2 separate regions of the Mus musculus genome follow, and region 1 is linked to region 2. A link is a contact called in ENCODE POLR2A ChIA-PET data. All regions are on one chromosome and are shown on one strand. The core of a region is the stretch at or near the end of the contact, and the rest is flanking DNA. Distances in the headings are between cores, read along the strand shown.

What was found. ChIA-PET counts read pairs that join two places held with the same protein, here RNA polymerase II (POLR2A).
Region 1: POLR2A ChIA-PET joins it to region 2 with 10 read pairs in Patski. The contact joins the promoter of Dcaf12 here to the promoter of Nol6 in region 2. POLR2A ChIA-PET finds 5 or more read pairs at or near these places in 4 of 5 experiments (Patski and embryonic stem cell).

The regions. Positions count from the first base shown.
Region 1 is chr4:41,312,528-41,316,961 of GRCm38, forward strand. Dcaf12 (DDB1 and CUL4 associated factor 12) reads right to left here and starts at 2,374. Exons shown (of 9, transcript NM_026893.3): 1 at 1,961-2,374; 2 at 684-938. The coding sequence starts at 2,038. It overlaps Gm46891 (predicted gene, 46891), which reads left to right and starts at 1,815. Exons shown (of 2, transcript NR_168697.1): 1 at 1,815-4,375.
Region 2 is chr4:41,121,240-41,125,785 of GRCm38, forward strand. It overlaps Nol6 (nucleolar protein family 6 (RNA-associated)), which reads right to left and starts at 3,100. Exons shown (of 26, transcript NM_139236.3): 1 at 2,920-3,100; 2 at 2,220-2,420; 3 at 2,020-2,136; 4 at 885-1,064; 5 at 540-708; 6 at 213-347; 7 at 1-126. The coding sequence starts at 3,006.

The DNA.
Region 1 (4,434 bases), core at 1,124-3,623, 190 kb after region 2:
GTATTTGTCTCATTTCTACCTTCAGCTTGGTGCTTAATACTTCTAACTATGTCAAAGGCTGATACACAGCAATGAAACGGTCACTACCGTGTACCCTAAATGATGCTCTGACATCAATTTCTCTTTGAGGCCTCTTATCTAAAACACTAGAAGCAGCAGCATACAGAGTCAGGGGACCTAAAACACATGTTCATTTGAAGGGGTCGGGAGACTCAGAAGTGAGAAAAGAAGCAGAAAAAGAGGACAAGGTCACCAATGAAGGAGGAGGGAGAGAGGGAAGCTGATGGGAGCACGTTTCCCTCAAGAGCCCAGACCCACACTACAGTTTACTCATTCCTTGAGCACTTCTTTGTCCTAACACTTCTAATTAAAAATCTCTTAATAAACTCCAACTCTGCTTACAAAAAAAAAAAAAAAAAAAAAAAGGCAAACAAACGGGGAAAGACGAACAGTGAAAGGTGCTAGAGTAAACCAAGTCCCACATCTCAGACCTAAGAAAAAGGAAGCACAGCCCACACCGCTGAGCTCTGGGAGGCAGAGACAGGCAGATAGATAGTTCGAGGCCAGCCTGGTCTATGGAGTGAGTTCCAGGACAGCCAGGTCTTCACAGAAAAACCCTGGTCTCAACCAAACCAAACCGCAGCAGCAACAAAAGGAAGACAAAGAGCACTCCTGATACTTACTGTGTTGCATTTCGTGCCACACACCACTTGCCTATGATTCAACCACTGAGAAGCAAACACTTTATTAAGGGTCCCGAGGTGAAATTCTCTCTCCTTGAGGAGACTGGGAAGCTGTTGTGCTGCATAACCATGTAACAGGCGAGAGTAGCTGGTCTCATTCTGGAGCCTGACTTCGCGGTTCTTCAGGTAGTACACTAGGGATCTCTTCACTGGGGGGAGTCTTTTCCTTTTGTGCAGCGAATGATCCCAGCCAAACTGTGAAAGCCAACATCAGAAATCAGGGGTTTGGCCACTTTTCCTTCAGACAAGAAGTCTGACCGTTTTATAAAAGAACCAACACGAATTCGTCCTTCGGGATTTACACAATCAAACATTTAACAGAAGATTTGTAATCCAGAAAGTACAGTTTAACTCGGCTAGCACTGAAATAAGGCTCTCATAATGAAGACTACTTAGAAAATGGATAAACAGGGCAAAAAAAAGTTAACTAAACCTTTGAGGAAAGTGGAGGGCTCAGAAATAACATATACCCAGGTGTCCTTGATAGTTACGAAATGAAGTCCATATTACAGAACCCACCTGGGCTGCACTTCTACCCAGCCCCCTTCTCCCTCTCCGCCTGTGCACCCCGTAGAGCATAAAGAGTATAGCTCAAAGAGCCAGACTGGGGTCTCGGATCTTCCAGGGATGTACAGTCAATGGCCGCTCATCTGACTCCGCGCGACTTGCGCTGCGGGCAGTTTTAGAATTCGAAAAATCAAATACCAACGGGGTAACCTGCGTCGGAATCCCAAGTCCAAGAGGCCTTCCTCTCCAAAGGGGGCAATATAGAGATGACACCTGGTGTTTCTTCTAGATGTCTAAAGAGCCAAAGGGGCCTGCACCCAGTTTAGGAGATGGTTTCCTTGATAAGAGACCATCGGCCCTTATTCCTAGTGCCACTGGAAGGTCCACTTCAATCTCCTTCCCAGTAACTTCGGAAGGTCGGTCTTACTTCCGATTCCCCTTGTCTTCATTTTCTCCTCCCTCCAGGAACGAGGAGGTCCTGAAGCTCTCTATCCCTAGCTGCTGACTTCCAGCGGAAGGCGTCATTTTGTAGTTTTCTTTTGGCTCCTCACCCTTCCGGCCCGCCTGCTCGCCAGTACACTGCAGAAGGACCGGTCACTGCTCTACAGTCCCGGCTCCGGTTCTCGTCCCGCCCTGGCCCCAGGTTCCTGAACCCAGCTGGAACGCCCTAAGCCCCTGCTAGGTGATGACCCAGACCTGTGAGCCCTCACCTGCGGGCCCTGAGCGTCGCTCCCGGCTCCTGGCGAGGCAGACGCTTTCCGCTTCCTGCTAACTGCTTTCCGGGCCATAGTGGGCAGCGCCGCCGTGGCCCCGCAGCCACATGAGGCGGAGAAGGCAAGGGGCGGCAGGGCGACGGGTCATGAACCGGGCCCTGGGGCCGCGCGCTTTCGAGCGCCCGGCCCGGAAAATGGCTCGGATCCCGGGCAGCAGTCGATCAAAATGAGGCGCGTAAATGGAAGAAGGGAAAATCCGGGTTGGGAAAGGGGAAGGGGAAGGGAAGGGGAAGGAAAAGCAGGAACAAGCAGCTTTCCTACCGCCGTGTCTGGAAAGGACGGCGAGCGGCGAGAACCAAAACACCCCCCTCCCACTCGCCCGCGCCCCGTCACTCCTGCGCAGCCGCACATAGCAGCACGTCGCCACGGAGACACCGCCCAGACCAGCAGGGCGGGACTTAAGCGCAGCAAGGAGAATTGATGTCCTCGGAGAACTTCCGCTTGCCTCTTGCCAATGGCGGTTAAGCTGTGGCCAAAGGAATCCAGCCTTCTGTCGGGACATTTCCGACCTCAGCCAGCTCATCCTCTGGCATGCGGAAGTAAGCATGAGCTGCCTGGCTGCGGGACCAATCTTGAACCTGTAACCATCATGGTAGGATTAAAGATATTCTAGACACCCTGATTGCCAGATTGCAATCAGACTATTAAAACACTGGACTCTAAGAAATTGCAGTTTTCCTGGGAGAAGGAAAGGACAAGGGCACAGATGCCAGCCAATAGAGGAACTTGACTCCAGGAAAGATAGATCACAGTTGGGAAAACTTGTCAGACTACCTTCCCAGAGAAACTGGGCGAACAGATGATGGATGCGACCACACCTTGCCGACGACTGCTTACTTAAGCATAGCTGTTGCCTTTAAGCCTAAACAAACCACACGTCAGCCCCTAAGATGGACTAGGATAAGAGAATGTCCCGTCGTTGTTCTTTCCAATGAGACCGAGTTAACACCTTTCTTCAAGTTTCCCCTTACACTTTGTCTTTTAGTTGGCCTGTTGAGAATGAGTTAAGGCTGCTAGGGCCCAGGTTCTGACCCTTCCTTATACCTCAGAAGACGTTTCTTAATCCTGTAACTAGTAGCCTCACATTTAGCACTTTCCCCCAACATTCTCACAAACTGTCAATGGGCACAAAAGATTAGACACTTTAAGGAAGGCAGAGAACCCCACATCACACTCCTTCAAGATGGATTCAGGGTAGGAAGGCAGCAGTATGGTCAGATTTTTGCCACATCAAAGTACCAGAGCTAACGCAGGCTGCCTCACATGCCTGTTGGCACAGGTCTCCCCACACATACGGAGTCCCCAGATTCCATTCTCCACTTCTTTACTCTCCAGCTCCCTGTCTATTTTGACTCCTGTCTAAACCTCAAGTCACTTTTCCCCTTCTTTTATTTATTCCTTTTCTTTCTTTCCTTTTTTTTTTGAGACAGGGTTTCAGTGTATAGTCTTGGCTGGTCTGGAACGCAGCATGTTATATAAATCAATCTGGCCTCAAAAGTTATAGAGCTCCACATGCCTCTGCCTCCCCAGAGCTGAGTTAAAGGTGTGTGCAACCACATCTAATAAGTCACTTTCTTTCATAAAATGCCACCCTTTTTAGGTCTGCAAGGTCAAAGTCACACTGTCCTTGTGCTTCAGCAAATAGACCCATCGCTGTAATTCATGCCATTGCCTGCCTTTCTCTCGGAGCCCAGCCTTGATCTCCATTAAGGAGTGAAATCTTGAACCACAGAAAAGAGAGTGGTCATTTTTGGCATGTCCGGTTTGGACTGGCACCAGTCACCAAACAAAGCGGGATCACCCTTGCCTCCATTTTCCGAAGATCCTGAAGGAATGTGAGTGCCAGCTTCCACTTTCCTCAGGCAAAGAAACCCTTGGAGGAAGCAGGATGTTCTTGCTTGAGACTGACTGGCCTCAGGCTGTGGTGCCCAGTTACCTGCTGGTCCCTTCAGCTTCAGGCCTCATACCTCCAGGGAACTGTGTTGGCCCATCTGCCGTTCTGCCTACAAGAAGATTTGATTTGTTTTCCAGGTTGAAATGATGTGCCACCACCCCAGATCAGCACTGCAACTAACCCCTAATACTACCTTGGGAGAGGCAGCCCCATCTTTCCTGATTAGGCTTGTGTCTTCGGAGATTAACACATTGTGAGCGGGCAGGACTGTGGCAGCCCTCCCTTTCTGAGTCTGTTCTGGTTCTGTCTTGCCTCACAATGCTCTAGATGACCCAGTCGTTCACTGGACAAGAGTTTGGAACCCTTTGAGGATCTCCAGGCTCAGGCTGAGTGGGGCTGGACTCCTGGCATCCTCAGTCCATGTCAGGACACACAGGACACTGGTGCAGCTTCATTCTGTAAGTTGTCCTGCACACTGACATCCCAGGATTATCCTCAGATCCACACGCCAGATCAT
Region 2 (4,546 bases), core at 1,850-4,349:
CCTTCAGAAGTGCCACGCCATCCTTCAGGCCCTGGGCAGAGCCCAGCACACTTGCCAGCAAGTGCATGTGGGTCTCCAGAGCTACATCCTGCAGGATCCAGGTGTTATAGTGGGGGGTAGGCGGCTCTACGCAAACAAATGGAGACTATTAGAAGAGAAGGCTCCACCAAACCCCTGCCCACCAACACATTTCAGCACCAGTGCCTGCTCACCGTAATCCGGACAGCTCTGCCCTCGGTACCAGGCAGAGCGCACATTGTTCTTAGTTGGCAGCAAGCGGCAGGGACGGAAGAAGTCCAAGGGAGGGCAGGGAAGCAGGCGCACAGTAACTAGGCGCTCATCCTTCCCTGGGTAGAGACATGGAGTAGTGAGATTCTACAACTCCTAAAATCTGAGTGGGTCCCCTTAGCACCCCCTCATACTTGGGCACCCATGACTTCTGACCTCCTGGCCTCGAGGCTTCCAGACTTGAAGACCTCATGGCCCCCTCCAGATTTACCATCCCATACTGTGCACTAAGCCCAGAGAGTGACTCCCACCATGTGGCCGCAGCAGCAGCGAGGGCTTCAGGTGGCATCCACTCATGTAAGAGAAGCGTACGCTGCTGAAGAGGGGATCCTGGGCCAGGTGGTAAGCTAAGTGGGCCAGGTAAAGGGCTCGCTTGCGGAAGTAACGCTGGTTCAGCCCGTCTTTGTCCTGTAAGATTTCCTGGAGGAATCAGGGAAGAGAGAAGGTCAGACACATAAGTGTTCATGGAACTGGGGACTAGGTCAAAGCTAGGCTTAAGTCCCAGGAAGAACACACCCAATATTCAGACAAAGGGCACAAAGTCCCAAAGGGACCCTTTGCTGATCCTCTAATAGCCCCCAAACCATGGGCCTTACCCTGGGCATGGTCACTGCCACGTCCACATTGATATCTGGTCGCATACAAGTATCCAGAAGGTAGCTACCCACAACAGTGATCTGGGATGGAGGCCGGAAGCGGAAGGAGCCCTTCACGGCATAGGGCACTTGGTGGAGGGGCACTCGGACCCCAGCTGGGAGCCATGACTGGTCAGTGAGCTGTGGGGACAGACGCAGGAAACATATGGATTCTATCACCTTCCTCACAAAGGTGATAGAATCTAATACGTAGTAGATAGCATGCCAGTATGTTAGAAACTATAACTCACAATCTTCCACAAACGCCTTCTCCCTCTGTGAAGACAACTTGATTGACAGCTAAGCCGCCATGACTTATTTCTATTGTTACCCATTTTCAGGCTAGGAATGGTGGCTCACACCTGCAACTCCAGCATTTGGGAAGGCAGGAAGATCAGAAATTCAAGATCTCCCTTGACTATATAGCAAGCAAGTTCAAGGCCAGCCTGGACTGTATGAGACCCTGTCTCAATAAAAAATAAATACACAAAATAAAATAACCATTTTTGGTTGGAAGTAAAGGTTCACAACTATAATCCTAGCACTCAGGGGACTGAAGCAGGAGGACCACCACCAGTTTGAGTTACAGTACGGGTTACAAAGTTAAGATCCTATGTTAAAAAGAAAAAAGTGGGCTGGAGAGATGGCTCAGTGGTTAAGAGCACTTCCACAGGTCCCGAGTTCAATTCCTAGGAACCATATGGTGCCTTGCAACCATCTGTAACAATGCTGCCTTCTGGTATGTCTGAAGATAGCAACAGGATTCTCACATACATAAAATCAATCAATGAATCTTAAAAATGAAACAAAAAACAAAACCAAACAAAAGTGGCTCAGGCCCTCAATCTCCGTCCTTGGGAACTATGCAGGACAATCAGGAGTTCAAGGCCAGCCAGCCAGGGGCATGTAAGACCCTGTTCAAACAAACAAAACACCTACAAAACTTGTACAAGATGGAGCTACATTTGAGAGACAAATGCATGACCTGTGTCCTGGTTGAGTCTTCTTGCAATGAGAATGATCTCCTTAGTAACCAAGTTTCGTGGAACAGCAAAGAGGGTCTCATGACTCACTGTCCCAAGGCCATCTGCCTTACCTCAGCCTCAGGGACTGGAGGCACTTTCTGGATCCGCTTGGTAACCTCCTTCAGGAAATTATCAATCCTCTCTTTCTTCTTCTCTGACAGTCTGACTTCCTTTAGTAACTCCTCCACCTTTAGCAGGGGGAAGGGAGGAATCTGTGAGCCTCGGGACCCCACGGAAACCCCTCTAACCTATGCCCTGGCCACCCACGTACTTGTAAACGAAGCAAGGTGGAGTGGAACAAGATCTCGGTCTCACGGAGGCGATTTAGCTCCTCATTTGTAGGCTCCTTGTACAGCTCCTCCCGACTGAGGTTCACTGGCTGCAGGAGGCCTTCTGCAGGTGGCTCTGTTCTTGCACGCTTTCTTGAGGGTGCCTTCTCTTTGTCCATGCCTTCGAAGGCAAGTTCCATCACCTATGACCAGAGAGACAGAAACCAACATGCCAACATGAAATCGGGGGGGGGGGGGGGGGGGGGTATCTGTATCAGCTGACTCAAGTTTGTGGGTAAAGGGTTCATCTACTCTAGTTGTTCCCTTTCAGTGGGCGTTAAGATTTTTATAAAACTCGGGATAGCCATCACTGAGAGAAATCTGACAGCGTGAGGATGCAGTCCTGCTTAGACCTGACTGAGTTTGCCAGTCACTGCCTGAGGTAGTGCTCCAATGCCCTCCTGTTTCCGGACACCACAAATCTTTTGCTGAGACAGGCTTAGGCCTTCCCAAATATCACCTCTTCTCCTGCTCTATCCAGATCTCTCCAAGGCTAGATTCCCTAAAAATCATTTTCCCAGTAACCTAGGCCGCCCTGGAGTAATCTTTTTTCTATCATAGTAGGCCGCCCTGCAGGCTAGGTATCAGGCCTGACTATCTCAGGCTCTGTCGTCAAAATAAAGCACATTTTGAGCAACCAACCTCTGGGTCCTCAGTTGCTCGTCGGTGCTGCTCTCCGGCGGGGGCCGGTCCCATCTTCACAGCAGGTCTCTCTCCAGCACTTGGCATCCAAGCCGGATCTACCCCGTAGCTTCCCACGTGGGCCGAAACGCCAACTCCAGGGCTCAAACCCTTGCCCCAGGCCCCACCCACTGCAGTTCCATTGGGCTAGTGCATGCCGTCTCGCTCACTATTGGTCAGTGGTTCAAAGGAACCCGCCCATTGTGGGAGGAACCAAACAAGGTCCGCCGATTTACAGCCTCGACGCCGCACTAAACCGGAAGCGTTTGGGACTGCAGCTCGTCGCGTTCTTTTCCTCACTTCCCTTTCGGGAAGGGAGGAGCTTACTGTGGCTTCCGGTGTGATGGGGTTTTGTGTGTGTGTGTGTGTGTGTGTGTGTGTGTGTGTGTGTGTGTGTGTGTGTGTGTGTGTGTGTGTGTGTGTGTGTGTGTGTGTGTGTGTGTGTCTGTCTGTCTGTCTGTCTGTCTGTCTGTCTGTCTCAGCTTACTGTGGCTTCCGGTGTGGTGGGGTTTTGTGTGTCCGTGTGTGTCTCTCTGTCTGTCTCTGTCCGTCTGTCTGTTTTCGCTAGTGGTTCACAGCATCTAACCGTGTCTATGAGCAAGTTATGTGATTTCTACCTCCAAAATGTATCTTGAATTTGTTTTTTTTTCTGTTTCCACAAACAGAAAGTTCAAGTGTCTAGCATAATAGCATAGCTTCTCTCCAGCTTTTCCTTCTTAAAATATAAGATAACCTATTCAAACTCCAAAACTTTAAACACAGAACCATCGTAATAGCGAAGTTCTAAGTACTTTGCCAATTTACTTTTATTTACATATTATTTTAGAAAACTACTTGGAACTGGGCATGGACGCTCATCCCAGTAATATTCACGATGCTGAACCTGAACTATGAGGGACACTCTCAAATGACACTTTAGCATCTACCTTTTAAGACTTCTCATACTGGGCTGGTGAGATGGCTCAGCGGTTAAGAGCACTGACTGCTCCTCTAAAGGTCCTGAGTTCAAATCCCAGCAACCACATGGTGGCTCATCCATAATTGACAGCTACAATGTACTTACATATAATAAATAAATAAATCTTTAAAAAAAAGACTTTCATATCTAGCCCATGACCTGGGACCCACACGAGTAGAAGGAGAGAAGTGATTTCTGCGAGTTGTCCTCTGACCTCCACAGTGCATTCAAGTGATACCTGTGTGCTTTCACACACCCAACATGAAATATAATTATGGGGGAAAAGAGTTTTTGCAAAATAACAACAAAAAAATTCCACCCTGGAGACATGGCCAAGAGCTTAAAAGCATTTGTAGATCATGCAGAGGACCTAGGTTTGGTTTCCCAGCACCCACGCAGCTTTGAAACTCTCAACTACTGCCTGTAATGCCAGTCCTAGAAAATCCTTTGGCACCAGGCACTCCTGTGGTACACACACCTATATGCAATAATTTTGTTTTAAAGTCTCACTATGCATCCCGGACTGGCCTGGATCTCACAGAGATTCATCTGCATCTGACTCCTGACTGCTGGATTATAGACATAGACCATGCAAGTAATATTATTTTATGTGTGGGGCACATACATATT